Linked DNA regions of Mus musculus: region 2 is linked to region 1. Evidence: chromatin loops called from intact Hi-C (ENCODE). Cell type or tissue: gastrocnemius. All regions are shown on one strand. Links, peaks and the distances in the headings refer to the core of each region. The heading gives the core; the rest is flanking DNA.

The links. Hi-C counts contacts between places; a loop is a spot of excess contacts. Peaks named below come from ENCODE experiments on the same cell type or tissue, not always from the same donor. Only the 100,000 strongest peaks of a DNase experiment are listed, where the experiment ranks them.
Region 2: it touches region 1 in a loop (2.1-fold over the local background); 5 of 42 quality-filtered maps call a loop at or near these places.

Annotation. Positions count from the first base shown.
Region 1 is chr19:37,507,294-37,512,675 of GRCm38, forward strand. No RefSeq gene overlaps it. Among named protein-coding and RNA genes, the nearest start is that of Gm32294, 16 kb to the left of the region's middle. In gastrocnemius, for the core only: a CTCF peak has its summit at 2,641 (motif pointing left); a DNase peak (open chromatin) is centred at 2,618.
Region 2 is chr19:37,560,776-37,566,157 of GRCm38, forward strand. All of the region lies in intron 1 of Exoc6 (exocyst complex component 6), which reads left to right. Among named protein-coding and RNA genes, the nearest start is that of Exoc6, 13 kb to the left of the region's middle. In gastrocnemius, for the core only: CTCF peaks have their summits at 3,188 (motif pointing left) and 5,212 (motif pointing right); a DNase peak (open chromatin) is centred at 3,171; H3K27ac peaks cover 2,577 bases.

The sequences.
Region 1 (5,382 bases), core at 303-5,302:
TGTTTTATATAGTTATGATACTTATTGAATTAAAATTATCTAAAATTTTATGATAATGTTGATACTATCATTTATTAACCAGCAGTAGGTGTTATGTCAAAAGTTCTTCTTTTTTTTTCTTTTCTTTTCTTTTCTTTTTTTTTGGTTTTTTTGAGACAGGGTTTCTCTGTGTAGTCCTGGCTGCCCTGGAACTCACTTTGTAGACCAGGCTGGCCTCGAACTCAGAAATCTGCCTGCCTCTGCCTCCTTAGTGCTGGGATTAAAGGTATGTGCCACCACCACCCGGCTATGTCAAGAGTTCTTACATCATCTCATGCCATAATTTTATTACACAGATCCTATTAATTAGCTCTTATTGTATGACTGTCATCTTTCTAAACACTACACACACACACACACACACACACACACAGAGTTTCATTTAATGTCCTCAACACTACGGCAAGGGTAACATTACTGTCCCAGTTTTTCAGATAAAGGATCTGAGGCTTACAGGTGGCTGTTAGTCTGCTTTAGAGAGTATGAGAAAAACTACAGGCAGGGAGTCCAAATTAACAGAATTGATTTTCTCACAGTTTTAGAAGCTAAAAGTCCAAAGCCAGGGAGGGACTCACTGGCTCCTGACTTGGCGTCTTTTTGTGCTTTCTTGCTTCAAATACCTTATTCTCTGCCAGACAGCTCTCTGATACCTCTTCTCCTTCTTATAGGTACATCAACACAATCCAATTACAGTCTGCATTGAGACAGGATCTTACTATACAACCACAGCTGGCCTGGAATGCATGCATTACATAGCCCAGATTGGCTTCAAACTCACAGGATGACTGTACCTCTGCCTCGTGGGATGCTGGGATGAAAGGCAGGAGCCACAAAGCTCAATCACACATTCCTTTTAAATAAGCCTTTCTCTTTCTGTTTCAGTTCTTCAGAAAGCTTGCTCATCAGTTCTCACTAGTTAAAAGCTGGAGCAAATGGAGCTGACTTTGCCCCTGTAGCTTCCTCCTAAAACCTGGCTTGATATCACATACTTACTATCTCAGGGTTCATTGGTCCAGGTCTACCTGGTCTAGGTGAACATGAGGGTGAAGAATATCAAAACGACATGTCCTTCCATGGTTGTCCCTGACTCTATCTTTGGAATTCTTGCTTCTCTGCTCCAGTTCCATGACTCACAACTGGTTACAACTACTATGTCTGGTTCTGGGGTTCCCTGTCCCATTTGTCTTGACAATGGACAGATGCACGCTCTCCTAGCCCCATGCAGCAGTGATACGTGCTGGTTGTTTCTAGTTCTTTTTCTGCTGCTATGAATTGGCTCACACCAATTATGACGGCACAGGAGGAGACCCAAAGGAGCTGGTGATATGCTCTTAGTTGTGGAAGTTGAACAATGTACCATTAAATTATTGTATTTATTATTATTATTAATTTATTTATCTTTTGGTTTTCAGACAGAAAGTCTCTGTGTAGAGTAGGCTGGTCTTGAACCCCTGCCTCTGCCTCCTGGGTGCTAGAATTAAAGGGGTGTACTACTACACCACGCTCAGTGATCTTAAATTCATTTATTTATTTATTTATTTATTTATGTTTTTTGATTTTTCGAGACAGGGTTTCTCTGTATAGCCCTGGCTGTCCTGGAACTCACTCTGTAGACCAGGCTGACCTCGAACTCAGAAATCCACCTGCCTCTGCCTCCCGAGTGCTGGGATTAAAGGCTTGTGCCACCATGCCCGGCTCAATCTTAAATTCTTAACTTCACTCAGTACATGGCTGTGTAATTTCAGTCTCTTTGGACCTCCACTTTTTGACCTGTAAAATGGGTTGGGAATGTTTGCTGTATGGATACCAAAGAGTGGGTGAGTGGGACGCATGCTGATACAAAAGTAGATCGCACCTTAAAGGTGTGTGCTGTAAAGAGAAATAATAAAGTTAGTTGCAATAATGACACAAATGATAAAATTTGAGTACTTTTTATAAGGAGATAAGTCCCCCCAGAAGTCTGATGTAGAGGTGGGGCAGACGGGGAAAAACAACCTTTGTTGGAAACTAAGTGTTAGAACTTCCATGGTCCAAATGAAAACTGACCACCTGCCACGGAAGATGAAAGCCACTCTCTTCAATATAAAAGGAAAACTTAACTTCTCCTGCTAGTCCTTCCTCATGCGGGGTGCTTGCTAAGGGCTCCCCACTAGATCAGTGGTTCTCAACCTTCCTAATGCTGCGACCCTTGAATCCAGTTCCTCATGTTGTGGTAATCCCCAACCATAAAACTATTTTTTGTTGCTAGTTCATAACTGTAATTTTGCTACTGTTATGAGTCGTAATGTAAATATTTGTGCTTTCCCAGTAGTCTTAGGTGACCCCGGTGCGACCCTCGGGTTGAGAACCGTTGTTCTAGACGGCCTTTAGAGACCAACTTCGTTCATATACCAGTTCATGAACACTATAGGAGAAAACTGGATACAGAGTGCTGGTGGTGCTCTCACACTGGTCGGCAGAGCTTTGGCAGCTGCTCTGGCTGCTGTAGAGTAGGCTCCAGCTCCTACACTAGTGCCACTGAACCCCCTCAGGGTGCTATCTCGGCTCGCTCAGACTTGGAGCCACTCTTCCCGGATGCAACTGCCGAGGGCGCCCTCTAGAGGTCGACTTGCTACTCTTGCTGCATCAGTCTGTGCCTTCAGCAGTAACAAGCTACCCATAATAGGAATCTGCAGTATGTTGTGGGTGCGACCTGGAAGTGGAATACTAAATTTTAACTGAGCCACAAGATTTGAAACAGGCTTTCCCCGAGCCGATCGTGTACAAGGGAAATGCCTTTGTTGATAGGGCTCACAATAGGGATAGCCTCTCTGGAATACCCTGACTGGGGCAGCAACATTTAGGAAAGGGTAGACAAGAGCTTTGAGGTATTTTAAAAGAGAGATTAACACTTATTGTAGAGGCGCTAATCACTGAGCGAAATAATCAAGGGCCAAACTACAAGGTGTTAGCAAAAAGATTAGAGAGTTGGGGTGTGAATATTCAAAACTGGGTATGGGGAACCTGGGTACACACAGGAAAAAAAAAACAAAACATGAAAACAACAACAACAAAAACTACAAACATAAGAGCCTGAACTGCTGGTGTCCCCAAAGCAGGGCTCAGGAGTTATCATTAAAACTATTAAATGCTGAATGTTGGTACAGTGCTTAGTTTGTATCAGGCACACAGTAAATAAATATTAGGTTCTGTCACCTCTTTTGTTTATTAAAGTTCATTGTTTAGGATATTAAGAAAATCAAAGAGAAAAAAAAAGGGTTTTGTTTGTTTGTTTGTTTTGTTTTTGTTGTTGTTTTAAGAAAGTAGAGGAGAGCTGGGCCGTGGTGGCGCACGCCTTTAATCCCAGCCCTCTCGAGGCAGAGGCAGGCAGATTTCTGAGTTCAAGGCCAGCCTGGTCTACAGAGTGAGTTCCAGGACAGTCAGGGCTACACAGAGAAACCCTGTCTCAGAAAAACCAACCAAACAAACAAACAAAAAAAACCCAAAAACCAAAAAACAAACAAACCAAAAAACCCCCAAAAAACAACACAAAACAAACAAACAAAACAAAACAAAAACAACAAAAAAGAAAGTAGAGGAGAGTCTGGCTAATTTATTTATTTATATTTATTTATTTTCATTTATCTATTAAAAATTTGAGGAACAATTTGCTTTTAGGAACCGATCGCTCCGAGGCCAGGAGTTTCCAGAACTTTTGCAATCAAGGACTGGCTTGCTCTGATCATTTCACTTTCTTTTTTTGGAACAAGTCAGAGCCCCCGAACAGCCTAGAACTGAGAACTTGAAAATGAAATCAGAGCACAAGAGGAAATGGTTTGATATCCAAATCACCAGTGTTGTAGGAGATGGTTTTCTAGGAAGCGTTTGCAGAGAACCTAATAAGATAGCGGAGAGGAGGGCAGGCCCGGAGAGGAGGCTTCTGGGAGTTTGTGGAGTTCCGAGAACGAGGTGTTAACTTTAAAAGAGAACAAGGGACAGAAATCCAAATCAGAGTTGGTTTTTTTTTTTTTGTTTGTTTGTTTGCTTTTTTGTTTTTAAGAAGTGAATACTGTATTCAGAATAGATAACATGGGGGGGAAAAGTCATTTAAATTGAGCCGTTGAGTGCCTGTCTTTCTTGGTGCTAAATTGAGGAAGAGGAGGGCAGGAATGTGTGCTGGCCTTCCCTAGGGCTATTGAAGGGCAAGTTTGCAGGCCTCTGTTGGAGAAGTTTCTCTGGCCTAGATTGAGAGCAGTACTAATATACGGGATCAAAAGTATTTAGAAGCAGTTTGAGAAAGGGCCCGTTCTGTAAAACAACCGAGGAAGGTGCCCTTAGGGCCTATGACCTTCCCACATGTGGGCTTTTGATTAAGTTTACCGTTCCAGGCATGAACTCCCTCTAGTAGAGCAGGCCTCAAGTCAATCCCAAGTGGGTTGGTTGTCCCTATTAACAGTCATACCACTATTTTACCAGTAATACCTCCTGCCCGGAACGTCTGTATTGTAGTATTCAGGATTTGCTGCTGGATACCACTGAGGGCATCTCCCCCAGCAGTCCATATAGCAAGCAGTGCTATGAAAACTAGCCAGCAGGGAACACATTAGAAGCCCCTTTGAACCCTGTGGTGGTTTGAATATGCTTGGCCCAGGAAGTGCCACTATTAGGAGGTGTGGTCTTGGTGGAGTGGGTGTGGCCTTAGTGGAGGAAGTGTGTCATTATGGGCATGGGCTTTAAGACCCTCCTCCTAATTACATGAGAGCCAGTCTTCTCCTAATAGCCTTCAGATGAAATTGTAGAACTCGCAGCTCCTCCTGCACCACACCTGCCTGGACGCTGCCATGATCCCACCTTGGTCATGGTGTCTGTTCTCAGCAGTACAACCCCTAACTAAGACAACCAACCACCTTGCCTTACTCTCCCCCTAGAAGCAGCTACTGCTATCATTGTCATGTCCTGAGATCTGGTTCCCTGCTTTTATATGTATAAGACTATCCATATCCAGAAAGGCAAATTTGATGTTTCAAACCCAGCAAAGTAAGGGCTGGAGATGTAGCTCAGTGAGAGAGAGAGAGTTTACCTTACATACTTAAGGTTGTGGGTTCCATTCCCAGTAGTGCAGAAACAACAACAACAACAACAACAACAATGTGACATATATTTCTTTCTATCTACCTTTCTTGTTTCAATCTGCCAAATTATGACTTCATGGACAGATTTACCAGCCTTATTTTTTTTAAGGCTGTCCTTAGTCTATTTAACCATTAATGAAAATTTAGGATGTTTATTTATTTATTTATTTATTTATTTAAGACCATTACTGTGAGAAAACAGTCGAAGGAAGTCTTTTTTTGTAATGGTGGA
Region 2 (5,382 bases), core at 326-5,325, 54 kb after region 1:
TGGCACTTACTTGCCAATTAGGCTGACCTGGGTGGCCAGCTAGGCTCTTCGCCCTGGTATTACAAGTGCACACCTGTACATTGGCTTTTAAAATGCAGGTTGTAAGGATCAAACTCAGGTCGCTGTGCTTTCGAGGCAAGCATTTTACCAATGAAGTCGTCCCCTGGCCTTGGTCTGTTGAATTTTTTTTTGAATTTTTAAAGCCTGCCTTTTGGTGTGGTAGCGGATGATTTCCTGACTCTGCTCTCATGACTGAGGAGTCCGTCCTCTATTCACTTTCTGGCTTTTCAGATTTGGACCCTTTGCTTAATTGATGTAATTGTTTAATGCGGTGCAGTGAGTTTTTCTCAGGTGATTTTAGTTTGCATCTGCTTTCGCCTTGGCCGTAGCCCATATATTCTGAGCTCTCCTTATTACTGTTTCAGAGACATTTTGCAGTTTGAATTTTGTGCTTTTCCTGTTGGCACAGCAGTTCTAAACGGTGGGTTTTAAAGAGATTCTAGTCCTTAGGTTCTCATTCTAGTCTTTTTGCTGTTTTGGCGAGAAGCCAACTCTTTAGCACATTCTTCTTAAGTGTAAATGAATGTTGCTGTGAGGGATTTTGGCAAAGTGTTATAGTTCAACCTTAAAGCTAGTGGCAGAATGGGTGCTAGGTCTGCCCCATACCACCTGGTATTTTTGTTAAATTTTCTAAACTGTTCTAGGAAAGCAGTCTCTATCCACAAGCATTAGTCTATTTAATTGTTCGAGGTTTTTAAATTTAAAATGATGTTAGCAGTTGTTTATTCTAGAGGACAAGTAAGGTGACCCAAGTTGGGTGCTGCCCTTTCTCGCCCTTTGCGTTTTACCAAGCAGTCCAATAGTAAACAGGAAGAGACATCTCTGTGGTCAGGAATGTGACAACAGGAAGGAGGAAGTCTATTGCCAAGTCTGTGCGGGCTGATTACACCTCAGCTCTCCCACAGGATGTCCATTAGTGAGTGTGCTGTGTATTACCCAGTGCTGCAGAGAGCTAATGCCAGTCACAGGGGTGTCAGCGCTGGGCACAGGAAGTAATGTTAACTAATGTTAACTAATGTTTCCTGTACATGGGGATAGGGTACTATTAGTGAGGACGAATTACAGGAACTTCACACCGAGGAACACAGGCAAATAAAATTCAACATCAGAAATTTAAGAAAGTATCCCTTCATTTTTTTGGACCTTGCTTCTTCAGGGAGCCCAGGCAAGCCAGATAAGTCTCACAATGTGTTTCCTGCTCTGGTGCTGCAGACGGGCAAGACCAGTGGCTCAATCCCCTTCTTACCTTACAGTGGGGTGGGGTATGTTAGCTCTGTTAATAGAAACATTTTTGTTTGTTTGTTTGTTTTGTTTTTGTTTTTCGAGACAGGGTTTCTCCACGTAGCCCTGGCTGTCCTGGAACTCACTGTGTAGACCAGGCTGGCCTCAAACTCAGAAATCCGCCTGCCTCTGCCTCCTAAGTGCTGGGATTAAAGGCATGCACCACCACGCCTGGAGAAACATTTTTGAATATTTCAAATTTCAAACGAACGTGAGGAATCAGGTAGCCATTATCTTATAAAGCATTACATTTATTTTATTAGATTTATGTGTGTTTTGTCTGCATGTATGTTTGTGCACCGCATGCATGCTTGGTGCCACAAAATTCAGAAAAGGGCCTGGGACTGGAGTTATGGATGGGTTTAAGCCACTGTGTGGGTGCCGGGAGCTCTGTAAGAGCAACAAGGGCTCCTAACCTCTGAGCTTTGTTACTAGCTTCCTTATAAAGCCTTTTAAGAGCATGTGTATGTAGCAAATTAGATAAACTGTTTCCCAGGCAAACATACAAAGAATACGTACGTGTTTTATAAACTAGAAATCTTTTCCAGGATTAACAAAAGAAGTTGGATCTTGTGTTTCTATAGCTCCTCCCACAAAGTTCTTAGAAACTCCCAATTACTTTGCAGCCAGAGAATACCTCATTAGTATTTGACTGTCCAGCCAATTTCAGGATACCTTAACCTTTACTTGTGTTATTGTTGTTATATTAATTTTTAGCAGTTCATTATTATAGATGGTTTGGGGGGAAAGCTTGCAAAATCAGCATCATGTTTCCACATAGTCTTCCCATTTTAATTTGGCTTTAGGGACTTATCTCTAGATTGTCAGGTGGTGCTTCCCAGTTTTTTTTTTTTTTTTAATGTCATTGTACAAATTGGCTGATGAGATGGCTCAGCTGGTAAAGGGGCTTGCTGCTAAGCCTGCTGACCTGAGTTCAATCCCTGGAATCCATATGGTAGAAGGAGAGCAAGCTCCTTCAAACTGTTCTCTGTGTGTGCACCATGGCACAGGTGCATGTGCACACACATACATACATACATAACATACATACATCACGGTAAATACAGAAAGATGAAGTAGGTGAAACAGTTCATACCTCTGTTAGAAAGCTTCAGTTGTTTTACTAACCCATGTCTTTAGCATCATCCACACACACCATGAATAAATTATCAAGTAATCTATTTGTAGGTATTTAGTGCCGATCTAGAAAAACGAAGCACAGTTTGATATTCAATTCATCTAATTAAAGTCAGTGCTGATTTTTATCAGCCTGTGATATATATATATAATACACATACTTTTTATACATTTATTTTAAAGTCAAATAGTGACTATAATGTAATATTTGATAAAGTGTTTGTGTGTGTGTGTGTTCTTTCAGTACCATATGGCAATTAAATGTCAGGTAGCGGGTAACAGACAGAGTTGTCTCCTGTGCAGGGCTGGCCACTCTTATAGAAGCTTGAGTTGGGAGAATTTTTGTTGTGTTTATAGTTCTGTCTCACCACGTAAATGCTAATTTTAAAGTAATAAGTAACAAGATAAAAATAGCTTTAAAAAGAAAAATCTAGCCAGGCATCTTAGCACTTGGGAGGCAGAGGCAGGCAGATCTGTATGAATTCAAGGTAAGCCTGGTCCAGGACAGCGAGAATTACACAGAGAGACCCTATGTCAGCAAAACAAACAAACAAATAAACAAACAAACAAACAAAAACAAAAGAGAAATCTTATTTTTATTTTGCTTTTATACTTCTCAGAGGTCAATTAGACTGTTCGATTGATGTACTTTGAGGCAGTTGTTAGATTGCTGGTTCACCTGGTGGTGAAGAGCGCCCTCTGGTGACTAACTCTTTTTATATCCTCACACTTCTGAATTGAATATAAAGGTGGAAGACCTCATCATTTCTCAAGTATCTGAGAAGATAAAAATACACTAAACAAAGTTGATGTGGTTTTCGAGTGAAAAAGATAGTATAGACTTTGTGTGGAAGGCTTGTCAAAGTTGCATGATTGGAGAGTTATCTAGTGTAAAATGCCGAAGGAGCTGTCTTGAGCTGAAGCTGGAAAGAAATGTAAGCTATATTGAGGCATATGTAGGATAAAGCATCTTTGTAATGGAATCTTCCCCCTGAATTAAGTAGTTTCTTAAGCAAATGTCTTGCTAATTTAAGTTAGATGGGATCTGATATTTGTTTAAAAGAAAATAATTCCAGATCATGTGATTTTTTTTTCTTTAAAAAAAAAAACACTAAATAAAGAGCCTTTCTCCTACATGGCCTCTTCTTCACTATTTTTAAATAAAGCTTTATTTACCTCATTGGTGTTTACATAGTTGTCCCTGAAAACCCAGAGCCTGGAAAAGACTTGAGGTTTACAGGCCCATCTCTGGCTGCAGCTCCAGGTCTCAGGTGGATTCTGAAGTGCTTCTGAAGAGACTGAATTATTCTCAATCCTTAATAGCCAAGGATGAAAACTTATGATAGCAATAAGAGTGGTATTCGGAATCTAAGAATTAAATTTAAACTTGAGATTACTTAAAGATAAATGATAAGCAATTTCATGAATATGAAATATTAAGTGTATATTAGAAATATACTAAGAATGGTATGCTGGAGACGAAGCTTGATTTGGCATCAGAAGAACTGGCTAGAAGGTAGCAAGCCGCTCACCCTGAGAGGAGGGAGGGCATGAGACGGGCTTCACTGCTAGAGATGCAGATTCAGCCTCCTGTGTGAGCCGAGGACCTGGCCAGAGTGTGCCCTTGAGGCTGATATTTGAAGAGGTAGAAAAGGGACTCACGGGCCTCAAGTCAGTGGCTCCTAAAGTATTGCCAGAGATGTGTTTGCGAAATTTCTTCTCAAAAAGGTTTTAGAAAGATTTGACACCACAAGCTGAAGGTAGGATCACTAGTGCCCAGAGATGCTGGCTGGGTTTCTCTGAGTTTTTAGCGTTTGTGAGTCTTTCTCCTTTCTCTTTCTTGAAAGCAATTAAAGTTTTGTGGTGGCCACTGTAGTGTCTTTTGGCATAACACTGCAGACCTAGGCCTGGACCAGCTTGCTCTTTCTTTCTTTCTTTCTTTCTTTCTTTCTTTCTTTCTTTCTTTCTTTCTTTCTTCCTTCCTTCCTTCCTTCCTTCCTTCCTTCCTTCCTTCCTCCTTCTTTCCTCCTTCCTTCTTTCTTCCTTCTTCCTTCCTTTCTTTCTTTCTTTCTTTCTTTCTTTCTTTCTTTCTTTCTTTTCTTTCTTTCTTTCTTTCTTTCTTTCTTTCTTTCTTTTCTTTCTTTCTTTTCTTTCTTTCTTTCTTTCTTTCTTTTCGAGACAGGGTTTCTCTGTGTAGCCTTGGCTGTCCTGGAACTCACTCTGTAGACCAGGCCTGCCTCTGCCTCCGGAGTGCTGGGATTAAAGGCGTGCACCACCACCACACCTGGCTTTCTTTCTTTCTTTCTTCTTCTTTTTTTTTTTTTTTTTTGGCCAATTATATTTCTTATTACAAAATGTTTAAATGGTGTTTTAGGGAAAAATAATTATGTTTTGGGAGGCAGTACATTTTATTTTCTTCCTAGATATTGTATGATGAACTTATTCTTTATCATGAAAACACAGTGAAAGAAAAAAATATTGAAAATGCTACAAGACTGTGTGCTTTATGATTAAAAATGACTGTTACCAGAAATGAATCCTTTGTTACATTTCTGTAAAAACATAACTTTTTTTCACCTTTCCTTTACCAAAATAAAATCGTAAAGTATTTCTTGTGGTACCTATCAGAACACAGACGCAGGTCAGCTTATCAGATTACGGTTGGTAATAAAAGCGTTAATTTTTACTTCACCCTTTAGATGTTAATTTTCTCATTTTAAACCACTAGGTGGAGTCCTATACAAATAATTCAAAAAGGCATCTTTGAAAGCTAATTCCCTTGTTTAAATCCCCAAAGCCCCATAATACTAGACCACAATTTACAGAACCTCTTAGACCTGAATGCTTGGCGTTGGTGTGTGAGATGCAGAAGAGAATGGGTTCTGTCCGTGCTTACAAAGCTGA